Linked DNA regions of Mus musculus: regions 1 and 3 are each linked to region 2. The links are chromatin loops, found by intact Hi-C in ENCODE. Cell type or tissue: heart. All regions are shown on one strand. Links, peaks and the distances in the headings refer to the core of each region. The heading gives the core; the rest is flanking DNA.

The links. Hi-C counts contacts between places; a loop is a spot of excess contacts. Peaks named below come from ENCODE experiments on the same cell type or tissue, not always from the same donor. Only the 100,000 strongest peaks of a DNase experiment are listed, where the experiment ranks them.
Region 1: a loop joins it to region 2, with 4 times the contacts of the local background. A loop is called at or near these places in 4 of 42 quality-filtered maps.
Region 3: it touches region 2 in a loop (2.2-fold over the local background); 2 of 42 quality-filtered maps call a loop at or near these places.

Annotation. Positions count from the first base shown.
Region 1 is chr6:90,878,871-90,881,911 of GRCm38, forward strand. It overlaps a transcript of Iqsec1 not described here. Among named protein-coding and RNA genes, the nearest start is that of Iqsec1, 70 kb to the left of the region's middle. In heart, for the core only: a CTCF peak has its summit at 1,693; no DNase peak of the experiment used is centred there.
Region 2 is chr6:90,817,576-90,820,616 of GRCm38, forward strand. It overlaps a transcript of Iqsec1 not described here. Among named protein-coding and RNA genes, the nearest start is that of Iqsec1, 9.0 kb to the left of the region's middle. In heart, for the core only: CTCF peaks have their summits at 1,558 (motif pointing right) and 2,562 (motif pointing left); no DNase peak of the experiment used is centred there; H3K27ac peaks cover 335 bases.
Region 3 is chr6:90,624,207-90,627,247 of GRCm38, forward strand. Slc41a3 (solute carrier family 41, member 3) reads left to right here. Exons shown (of 11, transcript NM_027868.2): 3 at 606-713; 4 at 2,174-2,245. Among named protein-coding and RNA genes, the nearest start is that of Slc41a3, 21 kb to the left of the region's middle. In heart, for the core only: a CTCF peak has its summit at 1,614 (motif pointing left); a DNase peak (open chromatin) is centred at 835; H3K27ac peaks cover 1,736 bases.

The DNA.
Region 1 (3,041 bases), core at 376-2,875, 61 kb after region 2:
CAGGATGTCTCCAACTGTGGGTGCAGTTCAACAAACATGAAGATGGAAGGCATTTGCTATCTTAGTAATTTTGAGGTCCTGTATCATGCAGCCATAGATGATTTACACATGGCTTCTTCCATTACCTCCCTCATAGCACACGGAAGGCAGCTTCCACCTAGCTCCCACTTGAGGCTCTTCACTGCTGCCTATCCACTCAGTAAATGCCCATCATGTCCACTGTGCAGCCCCAGGGACTTCTTGTTATGTTGCTGAGTTTCAGCAAGGCCATCTCAGACAGGAGCCCTAGCAACCTCGGATGCTGCAAAGCCAGGAGATGCCAGGTAACAAAGCAGAGCTCTTAGATGCCGGTCTGTCTAGGATACCACCCAGTACTGCTCCAGATTGGCTTCCATGTGGATTCTAAAGTAATTTAGCCTGTGTGAGCCTTAGTTTCCATATGGATTTTAGAAGGGAAAAAAAAACAATTAGTCTTCAAGAATATAATAAAGAGAAAGCCCAGGTGTAGCTGCCAACAAGCTGTGTTATTTGCCACCTGTCTGCAGGTAAAAGGGAGACTATATGGTGTTCCAGCTATGAAGCTGCTTTGTGGCTGCTCTGTGGCTGATTATAGAGCTTACAAAGATAGTGGAGACTTCTGAAACAACTTCAGCATTTGAAGAGCTGGACCACACATGGGCCTGACATGGAGCAAGTCAAGACATATCTGTGGTGGGAAGTTATGGCAAAACAGCTCATTCCTCATCTCACATTTGCAAGATGGCCCTGAGTTGAGTTGCACTGCTACTTCAGGAACAAAAGCAGCCAATAGAGAAACAAAAAGTTGAAAGCTGTGGAAACTCTGAGGAAGATGAGCTCTCTGTGATTCATGTGTAGGTATATACATGCATGTGCCCATATGGGCATGCATCTATGCATGAAGAGTAATATGTAAGCTTAAAGGTAGGCATGTGTTCCTGTATGGGTATGGGTCCATGTCTTTGTTTTGCATAAATATGCACATTAGCATACATACATGCCAATTCATATGTGTGTTTGATGGCTACATAGGTATAAATGTATGTGGAGGGATATGCATTGTGCCTGTGTGGTATGTAGTAAGTGTGTACTTGACTATGGTTCTGTCATCAATGAACATGAGAAGAGGCAGCAGAAGATCAAAAGCATTCCTGAACCTACTGGCTCCTTCCAAACAAGATAAGCACTCAGAAAAGGATGGATTTCAAAATTGAAGGGAACAGGTGATAGGTCACAGCAGCTAACCTCACACTTGCTGACAGGTCTTAAGGCCAAGATGATCCATTCACTGTGCATGTGCTGAGGTTCTGGATGCTATAGTTTATGTTGTCTGAGAGACCAGGAGGTGAGCAGTGATTTGAATGGGGAAGGACAAGGACAAAGTGGAGAAGGTGGGTCAGCCCAGCTAGTATCAAGTTGTTGCCATGCTTCACCTGTTCAGGGCTTCAGCAAGCAAAGAAGGCCAGGTGCTGGTAGTTGGCTGCTCAGGCTGGTATACACTGGCATGTCCAGTCCTTGTGAGCCTTACTAGACTTCAGCCCCTGCAAACTGAAATCTTTATTTCCAAGACAGCTGTGGTCTCCATGGGGGCTCTGCAACTCTGAATAAATGCCTATACAAACAAGGAGATCCACATGAGCAACACAGGGTAGCATAGAAAGAGCCTCTGGGTGGCAGAAGATACAAGTGTCTGCTTTTCACATAACAGCTGACACCAGGGTCCATGCTTATACGTCACAGTCTGGGATTCCATGGCAACAGCCGGGTGGGTAAGTTGTTCAGGCTGGTCTGTTCTCTGATATGGGGAATCCAAACTTGATCCCCTTGAGTACAGTTCTAACACCCACAAATAATCCCCCATAGGCAAGAAGGGATTCTGCCGTCTGCAGGGAAGTGCCAGGATTAGTATAAATTCAAGCCTGAAGCTACCACCAGTCTTAGCCTAAGAAAAACAAGTAAAAATCAAGTGTAATCTGCCACACGAGGTCATTGCTGTTAAACTCTTCAAGTCCATGGCACACTGGCTTTCCTACGCATCTTTTGCCGTAGTGGAAGTGCTGCAGCTGACTATGTTCTGTGCCAGCCTTACTCATATGCTCCCTCAGCCTCTCAGACCAAGGTTTGCCCCTCTCCATCCACTCTGGAACACTTTGCCCTGAACATTCAATCCAAATTCTACCCCAATGCTCACAGCCAGGAGACTCAGATCTGCTCCCCTCTATTCCCCTGCCTCTTAGGAGTCTGATAATACCTCTGGTTGCCTGTTTCAGCCACACACACTCTACTCTGTCCCCAACTGCTGGCATCCCAACTTAGAAACTGCTGTCCGCCTGCCCGGGAGCTGCTCCTGGCTCTTGAATTAAACACTTCTCTTCTATCATTCACACTCCATTCCAGATACCACCTCCTAGGATCCAGACCCTCCCTATGTTCTCCTCTCAATAGCTTGCTCAATCTAATTATGATTCCACACCACATTCCCCCACCTGTCTTTACAGGGACACATCATACTCTGAAGCAAGCTATCCTAGTTGTCTATCTGCTTCCTGCCTTCTGCTTGGAGAGGGTAGGTAGGGTCTGCCTTATTTACCAGGATGTTTCCCATGGATTTACCGTGGAATGCTTCAGAACATTTGCAGCAGCAATGTCACAGGGCGGTGCCCACATTCATGTCACCCTTCCTTGCTATTGTACAGAACTATCCTCCAAGCCAATGTGCTACCATTCTCATCAGATCATCAGGACCCACTTGCTAAATATTATCATGGCTGGCATTCCCTCAGAGAAGGAGGTGTGGGGAGGGTCATCGGACCCTTACCTGAGTAGCCAGCCATTCCTCCCAACCAGCTATATGCAATGAGGCCAACAGCATGTGTCCTCAGGAACTCAGGGAGGAGCCAGGATATATAAAATGGAGAAGACTAAGGGAAGAGGGCTCCATCTATGTGCCTATGGGGAAGCCATCATCCCTGCTGAGGCAAGACTTTCCAGTGTGGACTTTCTTGGAGTGGGAGCACCCATAA
Region 2 (3,041 bases), core at 363-2,862:
AAATCTCAGACTAAGACCCCAAACTCACATATGCACCCCACCCCCACTAGCATTTGGACACACCAGGAAGGCTGAATGGAGCCCAGGTGCAGAGCACCAGCACTGCCCTGACCATATCCCCTGGGGTATGTTCCTTGCAGAGAAATCCAGTCATTATGTTGAAAGAAAACTCATTTGTGCCCCCTGGCTGACTTGAACTTTCTCTGTTCGAGGGCTGCAGTAATCACTAGATACCCTGGCCTAACCACAACCCCCTTCATTTAATTTCTGCCATCTCCAAAGCTGTCCATCACCATTTATCATTTGGGTCTCTGGCTCACTCAACATGGGTCCAGCAAGGTCCCCCTCCCACCCCAGCCCCTGCAGCCCCTCACCACCTCTCTCTGTAGCACCACCCACAGGCCCACTGTCATTCTCAGAGGGTATCACCTTGGGTTGAAGGGGGCTGGAAAACCATGTCTGGATTCACTGATTGGCTCCAAAGCTTTCCCTGTGTCCAGCACACAGTTGGTCCTCACTGGACACTGGATAGATAAACAAATACATGGATTCTATGACCCAGGTTGGAGTGAGGCCTGGGGGCCTGCTCTCTTACTTAAGAGTGTGGGCTCTTGTAGGCTCGGCATTCCTGGACTCAGCCAGACTGGACATATTCCCTAAAGACACCATATCTGTGCAGAACAAGCCAGATTTCCGTCTTTACCTTAATCCACACAGCAGAACTAGATACTGTAAGATATTTACAGCCCATCCAGACCTACCAGAGATGTTGTGGAACATGGATGTCATTCAACATGAATACCCATGTTGTATTCATATGTGGAGCTTGAGTGGGCCGGCTTTCAGATACCAAGGAATGAATATTCTTGGTCTTATGTTTCTACCATGGGCCCACCTCTCTTCCCCCCTTTCTTCCTGGCTTCCTACCCTTCCAGACAAAAAGCTTTGCAGCTACTACAGAAGCAAGTCAGAACTAAGGAGGGTCCTGGAAGGCCATAGCAAAGCTTAATTGCTATAGTTGAGTCACTCCTGCTGGGTTACAGCCTGACCCCATGGCCTCTTGGACTGCCCTGCTCTGCTCTGCTACACTTCATACCTAGACCCCTGTCCTCTCCTGTAACCCAGGTGCTATAGATATGTCCAGAACAGAGGTGAAGACAAGCAGAGGGTGACGCCTGAGAGTCACATGTTCTGTGGAGGACCTAGACTCTGTCACTCCCCTGGGGGCATCCTTTGGAGTTCAACTTCACCATGGAAGATGAGAAGGAAGGGGTGGCTTAGGTGGCTGAGAGTAGGCAGGACTAGGGGGAATCCTGACTGGGCCATCCTAAAGCAGGAGGGCTATTTTTGTGTTTCCTGTGTCTTGAGGCTCAGAGGCAAGGCAGAGTTCATGATAAGTGCTGCTCTAGGGTTAAACTACTCTGTACTATGCCTGGTCAGAAGAAACAGCTTGGAAGGGAGTAAAGGGGAAGAGAGACCTGTCTAGAGCTAAGGGAAACAATGAAGACTGAGTGAGCAGTTGCAGAAGGAGACTTAGATGCTGTCAGGTCTCAGAAAAGCTCTGAGTGTTATACACAGGCATACCAGCAGAGGGCAGTGTTTGGCTGCCTCAATATCAGGGAAAGTAAGAAACCCCATATGGCTGGTTCCATAGCAGTGAAACTTGGCGGCGGCGGGGGGGGGGGGGGGGGGGGGGGGGGGGGGGGTTGGTTAGGGGACGCTGGGTTTCTCCTCAGGCCTGCAGTCAGCTTCTGCCATGCTCAGGCTACTTTGCTGGCCCCTCTCAGATAATGTCAACGCCTTCTGCTACTTCTGGCTGCAGAGCCTCAGTGGGGCCTGTTATCCAGGCAAGGGCCATAGAGCATGTAACAGGAAGACCCTGGCCTACTTCTCTGGACTCATGTCCCGATACTGGGTCTGCTACTCTGCCACAGGCACACTGGCATCCTTCTGTCCACAAAGCAGAGGACTTTATCAAGCCTCAGGGCCTTTGTTTAACCTGTCTGATGCCCATGGTGTCATTTCCCTTCCCCAATGCTATCATCTCAAATGTCACCTTCTCAAATAGGCCTGCTGAGCACCTTGGAGTTCCAGCTTCCACTCCTCTGTGTCCCAAATGCTTGGTGCCATCTCAATCTCTGGGGTTACTGTAGCAAACCCCACATAATAAAAGGGTCCGTGGTCCCTAGGTGGGCACTCAGAACCTCTGTGCTCACAACTACTAAGACTGTCCAGGCTTAGGGACAGAGAGGACTGGAGGCTTCCATTCCTGTCTGCCCATAGGTGCTCAGTGGGCCCTTGGAGCTGGAAAGCCTACTTTCTGTATGAATAAGGCAAAACCAAAACCAACCAAACAAAAGATGCTACCAGGCAGCTTTTCCTTGGGATGAGAGGCTTCCTCCTGGACAGACCTTATCCTAGAGCCCATGGATGAGTGGAGACCCAGGAAGGCAGGACCCATTGATGATGTGATTTTGCCCTTTGCCCTACAGGAGGCTTCGTCATCCAGTAAGCAGTGTGTAGCAAGTGGCCGATAGCACAAGGAAGCACTGACACCTAGTGGTTCTGATATGGGCACTGAGGACTATGTAGACATAGGTTCCATGACTGCATCCTCTGCTTATATCCAGGTTCCAGTTGTGGCTGGATCCTCTGCAGGCAAACTTCTAGGTCCCTGATGCTTGGGATTCTTGCCATATCCAATTCAAGGACTCAGGTGGACCACCCTCTTGGTCTTAGCTCCCCCACTGCAGGCCCAAGATGTACATGAGATCTAGCTCTGCTGGCTAAAGCCTTCATGCCTTCTGGACTGAGAGATTGCCTGAGATTAGGGTATGACCCAAGTCTGGCCAATGAGAAGCAACCCAGGCAGTGTCTTCTGGGTACTAAGCTTCAGCAGTGTGAATGTGGAAGATAGGGGCCACCTTGTCATTAAGCTACAGACTTCCTGAGAATGAGGACAGGGGAGCAAGGAAGCCTGGGATCCAGATTGTGCTAACTCTGATGTTATCTTATATCCCATCAGCTAAACCTGAAGACTC
Region 3 (3,041 bases), core at 376-2,875, 190 kb before region 2:
CAGGGTTCCGGGTGGAGCCTGGGATACCCTTGTCAAAGTGCCCCTACCAGTTAGTTTAGCAGAGTTTCTCCAGGCCTCCCAAATTAGGAGAAATAACTGAATTGGTGACTTGATCCAATGTCTACAAAGCTGTTGCTGCACACTGGCACATTTTCAGGCGGCGCTGGGCCAGACTACTGGCCTCCAGTCTAGCCCTGCCTTTTTCCTGGCCTCTGAGGATAGGAGGCAGGAGGGGGCCCACTGGAGGCCTCAGCTGCTGATTCGGTTAATGATATTTAAAGTGTCCTGTTTACTTAAAACACTTTAAGTTTTTCACTTTAAACGATTTAGGCCAGTTATGGGCAGCACACGCCTTTAATCCCAGCACTCAGGAGGCAGAGGACAGGCAGATCTCTATGAGTTCAAAGCCAGCCTGGTCTACAGAGTGAGTTCCAGGGTACCCTGAGCAATGCATGGAGACCCTGTCTCAAAATAAATAAGGCATTTAGGACACTGCTCGGTCTTCCAGGCTGATTCACAGGGCATGCAAGGTCACTGACTGAAGGTTCTCTGCAGATATCTGCCGAGCTGTCTTTGGCCTCATCTCCTTCTGCCTTCTCTTCCAGCACTGGCCAGTGTTCAAAGATGTTAAAGACCTGATGACGTTGGTGCCACCCCTCGTCGGTCTGAAGGGAAACCTGGAAATGACGCTGGCGTCTCGGCTCTCCACGTCTGTAAGTGGCAGTTGTATGGCTCAGGTCACTTGCAATTTGGGGACAGAATGTTCCCCTCAGTGTTAGCCCCTCTGGGTGGTTCGCTTGGGGACTAGAGTCTCCACCCACATGGGCGTGGTTGGGCTTTGGTGTCTCACAGGCTGTTCCTGTCTCCTCTCAAGTTTTGTACTGTTTTTCCATTGCCACCCTGAGCTGCTGAGGGACCAGCGCAGTGCCCCTATGCACTTTCCTCCAACTTTCTGTGTCCCTACTCCCCAGGGTCTGCATGCTGCTGTCTGGACCCTAGGCCATACTCCCCAGTCCCTGGCACATACACATGAATGCATCAGTGGGTAGTACGGCTTCAAAGGAGGATTCTGAGGCAGGAAGAAGGAGGGGCTCTCAGTTGCCCATTAACTGCCTCTGTTCTTATATCCCTCCTGTCCCCTTTCATTGTGGCTGTCTGCACTTGGCTCTGTAGCCAACACAGGTCCTACCTTGGTCAGCTCTGCTCCTCTCCTCCAGGCATCCCCCAGGGGTTGTGGTGTTACCCTCCTGTTAATACAGAGGGCATCCCCTTTCTCCAGTGGCCATTGGCATCCTGCACATGAAAAGGACAGTAGTGTGTCCAAGGTATATTGTGTTCAAGGGCCTGAGCAAAAGAGTTCCAACGCTGATGAAGAAGGGCCAGAGATGGACACCTGCTGTGTGCATGGCTCACTGTGGAATGTCAGCGTCTCCAACTATAGTTGTATAGTGCTGTTTCTCCATAAAAGAGGCCAGGCCGGGAACAGAAGAAACAGCTTGGTGCTCTTCCAGAGAATCCCAGAAGATCTGGGTTTGGTTCCTGGCATCCACAGAGAAACTCACATGCATCTGTAACTCAAGTCCCAGGGAACCTGACACCCTCTTCTGGCCTTCACAGGCACTACATATTCATAGTGCCCAGACACAGCACAGGCAAAACAGCCATGCACAGAAAATTAATATAATTTTAATTATTTGGGGGTGGCAACGGGGTCGGGGGGTGGTGTCTAGGTCAATTCATAAACGGTTGGAGAGCTGACTCACCAGTTAGGAGAGCACACTGCTTTTGCAGAAAACCCGGATTTCGTTCCAGGCACCCACACTAGGCAGCTCACAACTTCCAGTAACAAGCTTCAGGGACTCTAACCTTGTCTTCTGGACTCCTCAGGCATTTATACTTACATGTGCGCGCGCGCACACACACACACACACACACACACACACACACACACACACACACACACACACAGAGAGAGAGAGAGAGAGAGAGAGAGAGAGAGAGAGAGAGAGAAAGGAAATACATGTTAAAGGGGGGAAGTAGGTCACCATCTAGAAAGCTTAATAGAGTAATCTGTTCTGATTTGTTTCCTGAGAGAGGGGCTGGCTATGTCCAGAAGGACTGGCATCTCCAGATCCACCAGCCTGACGCCGCTGCCCTTGTCTCTGTGTGCTAGGCCAACACTGGGCAAATCGATGACCGCCAGGAGAGGTACAAAATCATCAGCAGCAACCTCGCTGTGGTTCAGGTGAGTGAGTCTTGGAGCATCACCTCAATGTCTCTCCTTCCCCGCTCCCCTGTGGATCTGGGGCCCGCCTTTCTGGGTAGGAAGCGGGAGGCCACTGAGCCTGGTCCCTGTACTCTAGACTGACTTTGGAGGACAGTTGTCTATGTGGCCACCCATCTGTCCAGCAGACGGTATCTGTGGCATAGTGAAGAGCATCCTAGGGAGCCACCATACCTACCCAGAGATGCCTTTAGGTCTGTGGTTCCTGCGGCTTCCCCGCTGCCTACTTTCTAAGCCAAATTCTTAGGGGGCTGAGTGTACTCAGTGTTAGTCATGCCCCACGTTTGCTAGTGGCCTCTTCCTACCCACATGTTTCTCTGGGTCACTGATGCTCCCCAGGTGGGCACACCCCACCTTTGCTTTCTTCCAGTGACCTCACTTAACCTCCCTGGGACCTGATGGATCATTCCTGCCTGAAAAGACCCTCATTAGTCCTGCCCCTGCTGCTTAACCTGTCCTATCTCAGTCTTTGACAGAGCCCTTCATGCCCCTCTTACACTGTGCCTCCTCCTGCCAGGCCCTCTGTGGGCTCAGCTCATTTAGGCCCTTTTCACTGTGAACTGAAGTCACGGTACCCAAGGCAGAAACAGATGAGGGCAAGGTAGGCTCAGGCAAGAAGGAAGGCTGGGTATACAGCTGTCTCTTCGGTACTGTAGTCCAGGATTTAGTGAGCTTCTCTGAGACAGGCAGCCTCTTATGTGGACTGAGTTCAGACTCTACATCGCCTGTCAACTGGGCAGCCCTGGCTGGGCTGTAT